Regions from separate parts of the Homo sapiens genome. Here region 2 is linked to region 1. A link is an interaction called in ENCODE POLR2A ChIA-PET data of the cell type or tissue named here. Cell type or tissue: A673. All regions are shown on one strand. Each heading gives the region's core, and the rest is flanking DNA. Links, peaks and the distances in the headings are about the cores only.

Region 1 (7,928 bases), core at 1,099-6,098:
CCCATGATAATTTACATCTCAAAATGCACTAAACCATCATGATTGTAATTATATTTAGATGACTTGCTTTACAGGGAGCTTTTCACTAGCAAACGCAGGTGAAAGGTAGTTTCTGAGAGAAGGGTGAGCAGGAATCATTCGCCACTCCTCAGCTGAGTTCACTGCTCTACTCCAGTGACATCAGCCTTGGGTCATCAGATACATTCTGCATTTTCAGAAATATCACCACATCACATATCCTTGTGAGTCTTTGTGCATGCATGTGTGTTTGTGTTGGATGCTTATTTGGATTTATTTCTGTTGAATAAATCTGACAAAATAGCATTAAATAATTCATTAGTTATCCAACCATGGTAAAATCTCTAGTGAGAGCCTCAGAATTCTGAACTTGACCCTGTTCTGTCTGATATATATTTTCTATAACAACTTTATTGAGATATAATTCACATGCCACAAAATCCACTTTTTAAGTGCACAATTTGTGATTCCTAGTATATTCAGAGTCATGTAACCATCACAACTGTCTAATTTTCATCACCACATCAATAAAATCCGTACCCCTACCGGTCACTCTGCAAATCCCCTCTCCCTCATCCCTTGGCAACCAAGAATCTACTTTCTGCCTGTGGATTTGCCTATTCTAGGCATTTCACATAAATGAGATCATACAATATGTGACCTTTTGTGACTGGCTTCTTTCGCTCAACATAATGTGTTCAAGGTTCACACATGTTGTGGCATGTGTTCGTAATTCATTCCATTTTATTACCTGATATACTCCAGTGCTGTTATAAATTTTTCAGTGGGGAGGTGGTTGCAAAGGTTACAGCAGATCAGCTATTGCTGGCTAGCCTCCAAATTGGTCTCTAATTTGAGGTTGATCGGGGTTTATCGATTACAGAACAGGCTCCTCTAGAGGGATATGAAGCACCGCCAGGTCCTTTGAGTTTTAAGCTGTGGCTCGTAGTGTTCTGGCGAGCAGTTTTGTTGATTTAACTGTTGAGGTTTAGGGCTAAGCATAGTGGGGTATCTAATCCCAGTTTGGGTCTTAGCTATTGTGTGTTCAGATATGTTAAAGCCACTTTCGTAGTTTATTTTGTATCAACTGGAGTTTTTTACAACTCAGGTCTCTGTTGACTGTTGCAAAATGGTTCAGATACAAACTCTCTAACACATTGTTTCCCTTTTTTTGTTTACCAGAAACACAGGATTCAATTCAATACTTTTATTTACTTCATTAAAATGAAAATAGGTTGAAAAAGAGGTAATGTAAATAATAGCTAACATTTATTGAGTGGTTACTATGCACCAAGCACTGTGATTTATATACACAACTCATATAAATGAAATTGTAACAACATACACAGGGAGTAGGAACTATTACTGTCTTTATTCCACAGCTGAAGAAAATGAAGCTTAGAGATTTTAAATACCTTGCCCAAAGTCAAACACAGCTAGTAAATGATGGAGCTGGAATCTCAACCCGTATCTCACAGACTTTGCAGGAGGAAGAAAAAAAGGGAGAAGGCGAGAAGGGAAGAAAAGGTGAGAGAAAGAACAGGAGAAATCTGGTCCACTGTTCATGTATTAACCTCCAGGTAACTGTGGTTTTTTAAGTCTTCTTGCATTAGATTTACATGCAAGTACTTTGTCTCCTTAAGCACACAACCGACAAATTTAGCTTCTATAGCAAAGGTTATTTTTTCTATTTCTCTTCAATGTCTTCACAAGCCCTAATATAACACTCTTCTTGGTGCAGATAAATAAATGATGTTGACAAACACCCAAGGTAAACCATTCCGAGTAGACATGTGTAGTCTCCAGGGTGTTATATTGGAAATGACAGCCACACCAGGGTGAAATGCTCAAGCATTTAAAACAATATTCTGGAATTTATGAGTTGGTGCTTAAAAATAATGGCCCCAAAATGCCTCAAAATATGCACACACCAAACAGAACCTCACCTCTGTATTTATTGTTGAGTAATAAAAATGTGTAGAAAAAGGATTTGATGGTAAATAGTCTTATTAAACCTAGGAGCCATGCACACAGCTACGATGGAGCATTGGGCCAAATAATGCCCATTGAGCTGTAATTCTGTCAAGAAGGGACACATAAACACCCCTGATGGAATTAGAGGCTTATACTGGATGGTAAATGTACCTTCTTGTTTATAAATATAATGTCAGATTAAACTGTGGTGGTAGCCATCGTGTCATTACTTCTCAGAAGCAAAACCATGTATGGAATCCTTTAGTTTTTCTTAAGAAAGCTGAAAATGAGACTCTACACATGGGTAAGGTGAAGGGGGCACACTGCTGACTGGAATGAACATGGCAGGAAAATTCTCTTTAAGGAAAATATATAAACAATACAAAATGGTGGGCATTAAAAAAGATTAGCTCTGACATGGGGTGGGGATTTTTTTTCTTTGTCATTGTTCAAAGCTGAATAGCAATAAGATTGCAAACTGCAGCACTTCATAATAGAATTAAACCTCCTTGTATAATGAGGTTCATTATAAATGACATGCATAATTCCAATTCTATTCTGTGTTGATTCCATCTTTTGTTGCTGAGACAGACTGCTTTAATGGGCAAAGGAACCAGGCCACACTTAAAACACACTTAATATTTTGCAGGAGTGTTTTGTTTCCTTTCTTGTTTCAGTAAGTCAGGGTATGCTTTACACAAAAATATCCATTTGGATGTAGCGTTCTTATGTAATAAAGTGTACACCATTCAGGAGAGTATTTTAAAAATCTTCAGTGATGAAATAGTGTATGTAAAGATGTATTTCCTGAGTCAATTTCATCTGCTATTAACCAAAAAAGGCAAACAACATAGGAAAATTGTTTGATTAGTGTGGATTTTCAAGGCTGTATACTTATTACTGCCAGCCCACCACCTCCACCCTCACTACTCAAATCTTTGGAGAAAATCAAATGCAGTAAGACACGATGGAATATCTGAGGAGAAAATAAAGGAAACAGAACTATACAGGATAAATAAAAACAAAGACAGTGCAGGTAAAAGATACACGTAGTCAACTTAACAATGGATTTTAAAACTCCACTGAGTTAAACATGGGACAATGACAAGGTGAACCCACTGCTAGAATGTCCACCACCTCACTCAGCCCCTGCCCCTTCCTTCCTTCCTTCCTTCCTTCCCTCCCTCCCTCCCTCCTCCTTCCTTCCTTCCTTCCTTCCTTCCTTCCTTCCTTCCTTCCTTCCTTGCTTCCTTCCTTCCTTCCTTCCTTCCTTCCTTCCTTCCTTCCCCCCACATCATGGCTTTCCCACAAGGCCCTGGAGAGCGCAGAGAAACACATTTCCAGGGATCTGGTCTCTAGGACACTGCACACCTGGGGAGTCTGCAACCTGATGTCAGCTATTTTATCTGTCCGCTCTGTTCTCTTCTTGCTGTTTGATTACAGAGAAGTGAAGAAATAAGTGCCCATGCTTGAGAAGTTCTCTTCCAAGTGTGGTATCTTGGGCTAAGCTTATCTACTCTAAGAGAATTTCAAATTTGCACATGATTTCCCCACACACTCACCCCAATCCAAGCACAAGCCAGAGAACACTGTGGTTTGCATGGTTCTTTCTGGCACCATTATTCAAATCATTTTGAAGTTTCTTGAATTTCAATAGGAGGCAAAGGCCACCAAATGTCTTAGGTCCAGAATATATTCCATCCTTGCTGCAATAACAATAGATGATTTCATAAACATTCACGTGAATGTGATATACCACATCCAGTCAGGACCAATGAAGAGAATCATGGATTCCATGGAGAAATCAACACATTCCTTTGGCCCTAGGTTCTGTATCATTTCCCTCTATTTACCCATAATAAGGGTTTAAATGTACATCACAGAAAATGAGTTCTACCTGGGATTTCTTCCTTCTCTGTTAAATGTACAATGGTGCTTCAGAGAAGTCTGCAGTTTACAAGTAGTTTCCTGAAAGGGTTGACATCAAACACTGAGAAAAGTCCCAAGAGAAAGTTGCTATGGTGGAGTGAAGGAAGAGATGCTGGGTCACAAGTGCAGCACATTTGTGTGGGCAGATGAGAACAACCACAGGAATGAAAAGGAGGCCATAATTAGAATCATATAAATTAGACATAAAAGAAACCTATTAGTTCATCTCAATCATCCCTAAAGGGGCCAGCATAAGGCCGTTCCCTGCAAAGCATTTTCAATACTTTGTCTATATCATTTTTAACAGGCTTATGAGATGATGTGCTTTCATTATCTGGGTGGAACGGGGCTGTAATTCTTTTAAATAATAAGGAATCTTTAATCTTAGCAGTGAACATTTTAACAAGGAGTTAATGTTTGCAAGACATGTACGGAAAGCAGGGTTGTCCACGTGTTTATGTTTTCAAGTACACATGAAACGTCCCTCAACACAGTCATTTCACAAATATTACCCAACGGCACTCTCAGGTACATGTGAATATTTGCTCTTTTTTCAAGAATCTTGCAATCGATAGTCCAAGGAAATAATCTGTTATCTGTGAAAAGGCTAAAATCAGTAAAAAATAAGAAATGATTTCCTTGAATTATTGTTCCCAGAATTCTTAACAAAGAACAAAAGAGGAAGAGGGGAGACAGGTGGGTTTGGCCTCTCTTCCTGAAGATGGCAGCACTTGACTCAGCAGGTTCAAATACACTTTTGGTTCTGGATCAATTGCCCTAATGTCACTTACAGGGAGAGTGCACGATCTTCTACAATACATGGAGGTGGGGGCGAGACTGTAGGTGAAATCCTAAAACACCTCATAAAAGGGGTAGTCAGCCCTAAAAATGGAAGCTGTGACCTTGAAAGCTTGGAATAAGTCAAGTGGGTGGCCCACAACCAACACGGAGAAGCTAAGTCAAAGATGTTTTTACCAGCAGCTATGCAGAGGGAAGGTTGAGATGCTCTTTGACTTACCAGCTGCATGATCTTTGGCAATTATTTGATCTCTCTAAAGCCACAGTTGTTTCATTTGTAAAAGTTATTTATTTTTTCTTTCAAGAAATACTAAGCATCTACTACGTGCCAGGCCCTCCACCGGATGCTGAGATTACAACAGTACACAAATCCAGCAATGTCTTCTTCCACGCATGTAATGAGGGTGCCAACTCAAGGCTGTGGTGAGGACTGAATTAGGTCATGCTATGGAGCTTATGTTTTGGCACATGGAAAGTGCTTAGTGAGTATTAGCTTGATTGCTGCTATGATAATATCTGGAATTGAGTAAGCCACTTTTATAAGATTTCTGGATACTTATTGATATGGTTTGGCTCTGTGTCTCCATCCAAATCTCACCTTGAATTGTAATAATCCCCACTTGTCAAGGGAGGGACCAGGTGGAGGTAATTGAATCATGGGGTTAGTTTCTCCCATGCTGTTCCCGTGATAGTGAGTGAGTTGTCACAAGATCTGATGGTTTTATAAGTGTCTGGCATTTTCCCTGCTGGCACTCATTCTCTCTCCTTCCACCCTGTGAAGAAGTGCCTTCTGCTGTGATTGTAAGTTTGCTGAGGCCTTCCCAGCCATGTGGAACTGTGAGTCAATTAAACCTCTTTTCTTTATAAATGACCCAGTCTTGGGTCCTTCTTCATGGCAGCGTGAGAATGGACTAATACACTTACCTCTGAGGAACAGATGACAAAGTATGCACTGTATAGTAACATATTTTGGAAAATTGGTATCTTTACATTTTTATTTTCTTAAATAATCACACTTTCAGAAAGAAGAGTTCACTTTTGCTTTCTCAAATTCCTTCCCTCTGAGTCATTCCTAAACGAATGTGGGTTCTCTGCCCACCACTACTTTCAGTTTAGCAATTCCTTTTTGTGCACCTACTGCATGCCAGGTGCTATGACAATATGGGAAACTGCAACAGGGGCTCAGGAACCTCTGAGAGGAGCTCCTGCAGGTGATGAGCAGGAAGTATCAGGCCGAGAGGCAGCACAACCAAGGAAGGAGAGCCAGCACATGAGAGTAATGGGGTCTGGGGCCCCCAAAGAGGTGCCACCATTCACCCAGTTGGTCTTTTCAGAAACGTTTGCTCTGTAGCTCATGCCTAATAGGTTCCAAATTCTGTAGAGTCCACCCCTTAAACATTTTTGAAAATTCAGCCATTACTCTTTATCTCTATTGTCATGTTTTCAATTCAGACATGTGTCCTCTCTCAATCATTGCCATGACTCAGGAATTGAAACTCATTTTGCTGCTGAAACACTAGGGGTTCAGTCTTGGTCCTGCTGCTTGCTGCACAGAAAGCCAATCACTGAGATGATGAGTACTGCCAGAGAAGAAGGCTTTAATTGGGTGCTGCAGCCAAGAAGATGGGAGATCAGTCTCAAATCCCTTTCCCTGACTGACTAAAATTAGGGGTTTATATAGAAGAGAAGAAATGTAACCTTGTGTAGTAAAACAGGAAGTAGGGAGGAGTGAGGAAGAGGAGTTGGTCAACAGGTGGCAGGCAATCAGTTTGGCTATTATGATCGTGATGATGAGGGGTCTGGAATCTCATTGTCCAGATGTGGTGATCTGGTGAGTTTCAGCTCCTGATACTACCTGGGAGCCCTGATGGTTGTTTTTTGAGAAAAGAACTCAGATAAGAAAAATGTATCCTTCTCAAGTTTTAAGATGGGAGGATCAGTTTCTATGTTTATTCAAAGAAACCATAAACATCAGTTCTATGAGATAATTGGGTCAGTTTCGGATTCACCCTGTAGAGTTCCTCAACCTTGGCATTGTTGACATGTGGGGATGGATAATTCTTTGTTTTGTGGAAAGTGCCCTGTGCATTGTAGAATGTTTAGCAACATCCCTAAGATCTATCTACTAGATAGCAGCAGCAACTGCCTCCCCCACTGTGACAGCCAAAAATGTCTCCAGATACTGCCAAAGTCCCCTAGGAGGTAAAATATCCCCAGTTAAGAACCACTGCAGTGCCCCAGATACTGCCAAAAGTCCCCTAGGAGGTAAAACATCCCCATATAAGAACAACTGCAAAGCTCTTCATGAAATTCATGCATGTTTTGTTCACTCACCTGCCTCTGGTCTTTGCTCAAATGTCCCTGAATTGGTAGGGCCACACTTGGCCGTCTTATTAAGATTACAGTTCGTACCACACCTCTGCTCTACCTCCATCTGGCCACTCCTTCTCATTGATCACCTTTATTTAGATCCCTAACATTATCACCACCTGATGTATTTTGCCTCTTTAATTGGCTTAGTGTCTGTCTCTCCTTCCACATTAATAAGAGTGAGCTCCATCTCCATCTTTTTTGTTATTTGTCCACCTCATGCCTTCTTAGTAGTGTCTTGGCTTTGGTATCAGCTCCCTATGTTCCTTTTTCCCCAGTCTAACTCCCAGATATCAAAACATCTCTAATCATCACTGAATCATGAAATCATGATAGCATCATCCTACCCACAGTTTCCCATTGCACCTGTCAACAATGGATAATGTTCTGAAACCGCTCACGTGACCAGCTGGGGCCCTTGCTCAGCCATTCAGCCTCTGCTTCTGTCTCTCCCTCCTCCAACTCATGCTATGATCCAGGATACAGTCAGATCAGCTTCCAGTGACTTCTGGCTTGTGTGCGTCTTTTCTGTCTGTCCTAAATGCTCTCGCTACATCTTTCCACCAGGTAAATAACTGCATCCTTCATGGATCACCTCAGGTGTTAACTGTTGGATAAATCCTTTCCTGATTCTCACATAGAGCTTGGTTCTCCTTTTCCATGCTTCTATACATTGTTCCTACCTCCATAAACATACATATTTAATTCCATGAGGAAAATGGACTGCATCTTAGGTTCTTTACAAGTTTGTTTTCAGAACAATGTACCTTTACATCCTGGGCTACCAGTACAGCACTGAGCATGGAGCAGAACTCATAAGTGCCTGCCAAATACCCAAA
Region 2 (5,000 bases), core at 1-5,000, 480 kb before region 1:
CTTCTTTAGCTAAAATATGTCATTGATTCCAGTTAGTGGTGATTTCAGTTTCCGCAGGAAGAGATGTCCTCTCTGAAAATGGAACTTAGTGGGAAGTGAGAAGGACATTTAGAACAGTTGCGTTAGCAAATCAGCTGATCAGGGTTCCAGCCCCAAATAATCCGAACACAGCACAGCACATGAGGCTGAACTGTACTACAGGGTATTGTACTTCTGACTCTGTCTCGTCTAGATTTCTTCTTTCTCTGCTGTGACCACATATAGAGTTAATGCTTTTGAGCAGTGCTTGTTGTAAGAACATTCTTCTGGGAGATAAAAAAAAAATAATATTAGGTTAGAGCAAAAGCAATTGCAGTTTTTGTCATTACTTTTAATTACTTTTGTACCAACCTAATAGTAATTAAAGAAAGTAGCCCACCTTATTCTTAAATAAAACTTTTTAGGATCACCTGTTAAGATTGAAGAGGAAAAGGGAAAAAGGGAAGGGCACTCTCAACTGCATTTGATAATGACAACATTAAGACTACTTTTTCACTTTATTGGTTCATTTGTGTAATTTAATTTCCACCCCCCACTTAAAGTTTTTAATTCCCTAACAAATCAGAAGTAAATGTCTACTGATATAAATCTTGCTAATTTAGTTTTTATTTTCGTAAATGTTGAGATTTGTTGTTAACTGTTTGAAGTATTTGATACCTTAAATGTAATTATTGAAGTTAAGGCATTAAAAGCAGAAAATTGGGTGGAAAGATAGTATGAGAGCGATTACTAAAGAATAATGTCTAAAGAGCCTACAATATCATAATTCCATTTCAATTTATTTCTAAAGAAATATATACTTTGCATGTTTTAAAATTGAAGATATATTTGTCAGAGATGAAGCACCTGAGTTTAATCATATTTTCCTTATAACACTTTTATTAGTATTTTTAATGGGTGTAATTGGTTTAGACAACTGTAGAGTTATTTTCTAAATAGGAACAATATTGCAAAATGGCAGTAGTAATAGTAAATGAGTAACCCAGTTTTTGCTAGGTCATAATATTGCTTCATTTCCTAAGTGCGTGAGAAAGATATAACAGAATGCTAATTATTTCTCTGAGTCAACAAACATATTAAGCCCAGTATGCGTGCTTGTCTCGAAGTTTCCAGAATCCATCTTTTGTAAAACAGGTTTTAAATATTTTGTATTGATTCAGTATCTTTCTATGTAACTGATTGCTTCACAATATTCTTGTGTAACTTACTTCGATTTCTCACACTAACATCTCTAAATTAGAATATTACAACTGGAGCTGAAGCACATCAGTCCAAACTTTACTGACAATTAGTTTCAGAATTTTTCACTTTCCATTAATTTTTTAATGTAAATGTATGATGACATTTAGACAATGTGATTGGGTCTTTCTGGAAAATTTCTTTAATGTAGAAGTGATTGTGACCTGAAAGCACAATTCATGGCCAGGGACCACTTATTTGGAGGGTTATTCATTATTTGAACTTTGTTATTTCATAACTAGCGTTTCTTATTGAAAATATGTAGCATATAAGTAATCACAACAATGGTTCTGAAACACATCCTTGACTAGAAATTATTTTTAAAATAGGAGCCAAATCCTATGCAATAGAACATTAGGTGTCAAAATGGAACCCACATTTCTATTCTTTTTTTATCTTGACTTATTAGGATTAATTATAATTAACTAGGCATTTTTACTCAGCTTTTACATTTAGCAGAAAAGAAAATTTAGATTATTTAGTTTTATTTACTTTATGAGTCTATTCTGAAATAGCCAGATCCAATATCCTATTACTGATGTCATTTAGTTACATACATTGTTTTGGATAAGTTTACCTCAGTAGGTACAGCCTATATTTGAATACGTTTTTGTGGTTGAAAAAAAATCTTCCTGAATTTTACTTTTAAAGATTGCCTGTAGAGTGTACACGTTTTACTCATTTTAAGTTCTTCATTAAAATCTCAATTTTAATGAATCTTTAAAGCTGGAGGTGCTGATGTTTCTAATTAACATGTCAGAAAGGTGTTTAGCATGCTTCCCCCATGATATCCTGAAGCCAGACTTCTGAGCTGTGTACCTGGAAGGTGCGTCTGTGTGCCTGGGGGTAGACATGCCATTTTTTGAAGATAAAATTTGCTGTTTGTCTAATTATCTTATCAGTGAAGGCAATCAGACTAAGTAAGTGGAGTATTTAAATTTCTGTTTGTCAGTATTTTATTGTATCTCCATCCCTTCCCTCCTCCCCATTTTGTCATACTTCCTTCCAGAGCATCTCTGATCAATATTTGTATGTTTGTTTCTTATACTAAACTCTCTTTACTAGATAACTTTTCCTAATACGTTCTTTGTTAGAGTATTTGTTTCTTTTGATTTTGGCAAAAAAAAAAGGGGGTTTGACTTTTATGGCATAAATTTTTCACTTATTTTGACAACCTTTGACCAAAGGAAACGAGTAGAGCTGGTGTTCACTATGGACTTATCAGCCAGCTATGTATGGCACTTCCAGATATACTGGGAACCTATTGGGTAAAAATGTAACCAACTAGGTATACATATGGAAACTTTGAAATACATATGGAAACTTCCAGGTATGTGTAAACCTTCTGTACACCCAATATTAATTTAAATTTTATGAGAATCCACCAGGAATTTTAAGACATGATCTTTATCTGTAAACAAGTTCATGACATTTAATTTTTTGTTAAATAGGAGTTATTAAATATTTAAATGTATGAATAAGTGAAATGCGGAGAAGAGAGTGTATTGGTCAGGGTTCTCCAGAAAAACAGAGCCAATAGCCAAGAGGGTATGGATCTATACAGAGATAGAGATGGATTTTTTTTTTTATTGAGATATAGTCTCGCTCTGTCACCCAGGCTTGAGTGCAGTGGCAGGATCACAGCTCACTGCAGCCCCAGCCTCCTAAGCCCAAGTGATCCTCCCACTTCAGCCTCCCAAATAGCAGGGACTACAGTTACAGGCCACTATGCCCAGCTAATTTTTGTATTTCTTGTAGAGACTGGGTAATTAAAATTTTCTTTTAGTCCTGCTAAGCTGAAAGAGGTTGCTTAATACATTTGTGGGTTACATTCAGCGCGATGTTGTTCACACCATACTTTATCAGCATTTGATGAAGGTCAGGGGTGGGCCTGGATGAACCTGCCTAAGAATACCTTTGTCAGTAGTAACTATCTGTACATGGTCATGTGTCTGAATCAAATAAACTATAATATTTGCATATTACTAAAGTTTTGGTGAAGATGCCTATGTTAGTCGGTATTTAAGACACAGGGTTGGGTTGAAGTTTATCCTTCCTGTTGGTGCTGTGGACATGGCCTTACACATGCTTTCTGGTCACCTTCTCCCCTGAGGAGGACTTCAGCACCTGTTCAGCCTCGCCTGCGGCATATTTCTGTGTGCATGCGCGCTGCCCTCTTCCTGTACAGAACCCTCCCTAGGCTGAGGATGTCTTGGTGTGAGTTAGAGAAAGTTCTGCCCACCTCTCCCTCCAGTCAGATGCAGCTCCCCAGGCCTTGAGTTGTTAAACTAATCCTACCATCTTCGAGGCCAGGCCAACCCACACTTTCTGAGCAAAAAGGTATTTTTCTCTCCATTTCACAGCTTCACTCACTGAAATATCAGCAGTTCTGGGTGTGTGTTTCTGGCTGTGTTTATGCTGGACACAAGGCTCGGGGATGAGTTCAGGCTGCGGTCAGCCCCTTAACCGTTGTCCAGGGCCTTCTGTGCAAGACACAGCCACCCTGTCTGTCTCCACCCCCCGGCTCTCCCAACTAGACGTTTCCAAGAAACAAATAATTGGCCATACGATCATTCACTATGTGTAAGGTGTCAAGAGTTTTGAATTTGTTTCACCAGATGTTTTGAAATATTTCAACTGATTAGAAAAATATGGATGAACTATTCTGGGAATGTCACAAGACCCGAAGACTTTCTGAATGTGTAATTTGTTAAAAGGATTCTGTTCTTTTCCTGAATTTATTAGATTCTGTTCTTTTCCTGGAGACCACTGACAAGATTTTCTCTTTCCAAACAAAACAGTTTGTGACTCATATATTAATACTTTCCAGGTGGAGACTTGTGTATCTGAACGCATGGTTAATAAAAAGTTGTACTCATATTCCTTGAGGAGGGGGAGACTTAAAATTTAAAATTAGTTAATATGTTTCAGATAGTTCGAAAACAATACAGAAAAGAATTTCTGTTTTAGGAGCAAAGTGAGGGTGCATGGGCAAAAAGCAGCACTTGGCCATCGTCATTAGCAAAGTGTGCTGTCTTTATTGATACCAACTGTTTAATTTTGCCTTATTTGGCTTCTGTTTATATATTAAACATCACCAAGTAAAAAATAGCTCTGCGCACAATAGAGAAGACACTGTTCCTTTGTATTCGCACAGCAGATAAAAAAACTGAGCAACACATTGTGTTTGTACTCTGCGAGTCTCTGACTTGGTGAATGGACTAAACAAGTTTGTCTTTAAGTAGTAACATTTTTATTTATACTTGAACCTTCAATCCCAGCATGCCTTGGGTACACAAGTAGGCACACAAGGATTGTTTCATGCGCGCTGATCTCTGCGCCTGCTGAGTGGGGCCACACCTGCACCCTGGAGACACAGTAGGTGCGGCCTCAGGGAGAGCACACAGGCCTTTGAAGTTCCATGGGGATGTTTTTGGCAAACAGTCAATGTTTGTATTTGATCTTTGAATCATATCTATTCCCACTCCTTAGAGTGATGCTTCATGCTGGATGGGAACATTTTTTGTCTGTGCCTCCACATAGCACTTCTTGAAAGAAATCTCCAGTGTGGACTCCTCTGTTCAAAAGGAAAACCCTCCTGTGATTTAGTCCATGGCTTAATCTTACTTATGCGTTCTCAGGTGACACAAGAAACTTATTCCAGAACTAGTTTTACTTTGCCTCAAAGCAAAAGTATTAGCACACACACCCACACTCACACC

What was found. Peaks named below come from ENCODE experiments on the same cell type or tissue, not always from the same donor. Only the 100,000 strongest peaks of a DNase experiment are listed, where the experiment ranks them.
Region 2: POLR2A ChIA-PET joins it to region 1 with 5 read pairs; 1 of 35 experiments calls an interaction of 5 or more read pairs at or near these places.

What each region holds. Positions count from the first base shown.
Region 1 is chr13:109,423,253-109,431,180 of GRCh38, forward strand. No RefSeq gene overlaps it. Among named protein-coding and RNA genes, the nearest start is that of LINC00399, 27 kb to the left of the region's middle. RefSeq lists an enhancer at 715-1,238. In A673, for the core only: a CTCF peak has its summit at 4,631 (motif pointing right); DNase peaks (open chromatin) are centred at 2,669, 3,369, 4,219 and 4,669; H3K27ac peaks cover 2,816 bases.
Region 2 is chr13:108,943,891-108,948,890 of GRCh38, forward strand. All of the region lies in intron 16 of MYO16 (myosin XVI), which reads left to right. Among named protein-coding and RNA genes, the nearest start is that of MYO16-AS2, 160 kb to the right of the region's middle. In A673, for the core only: no CTCF peak of the experiment used is centred there; no DNase peak of the experiment used is centred there; H3K27ac peaks cover 789 bases.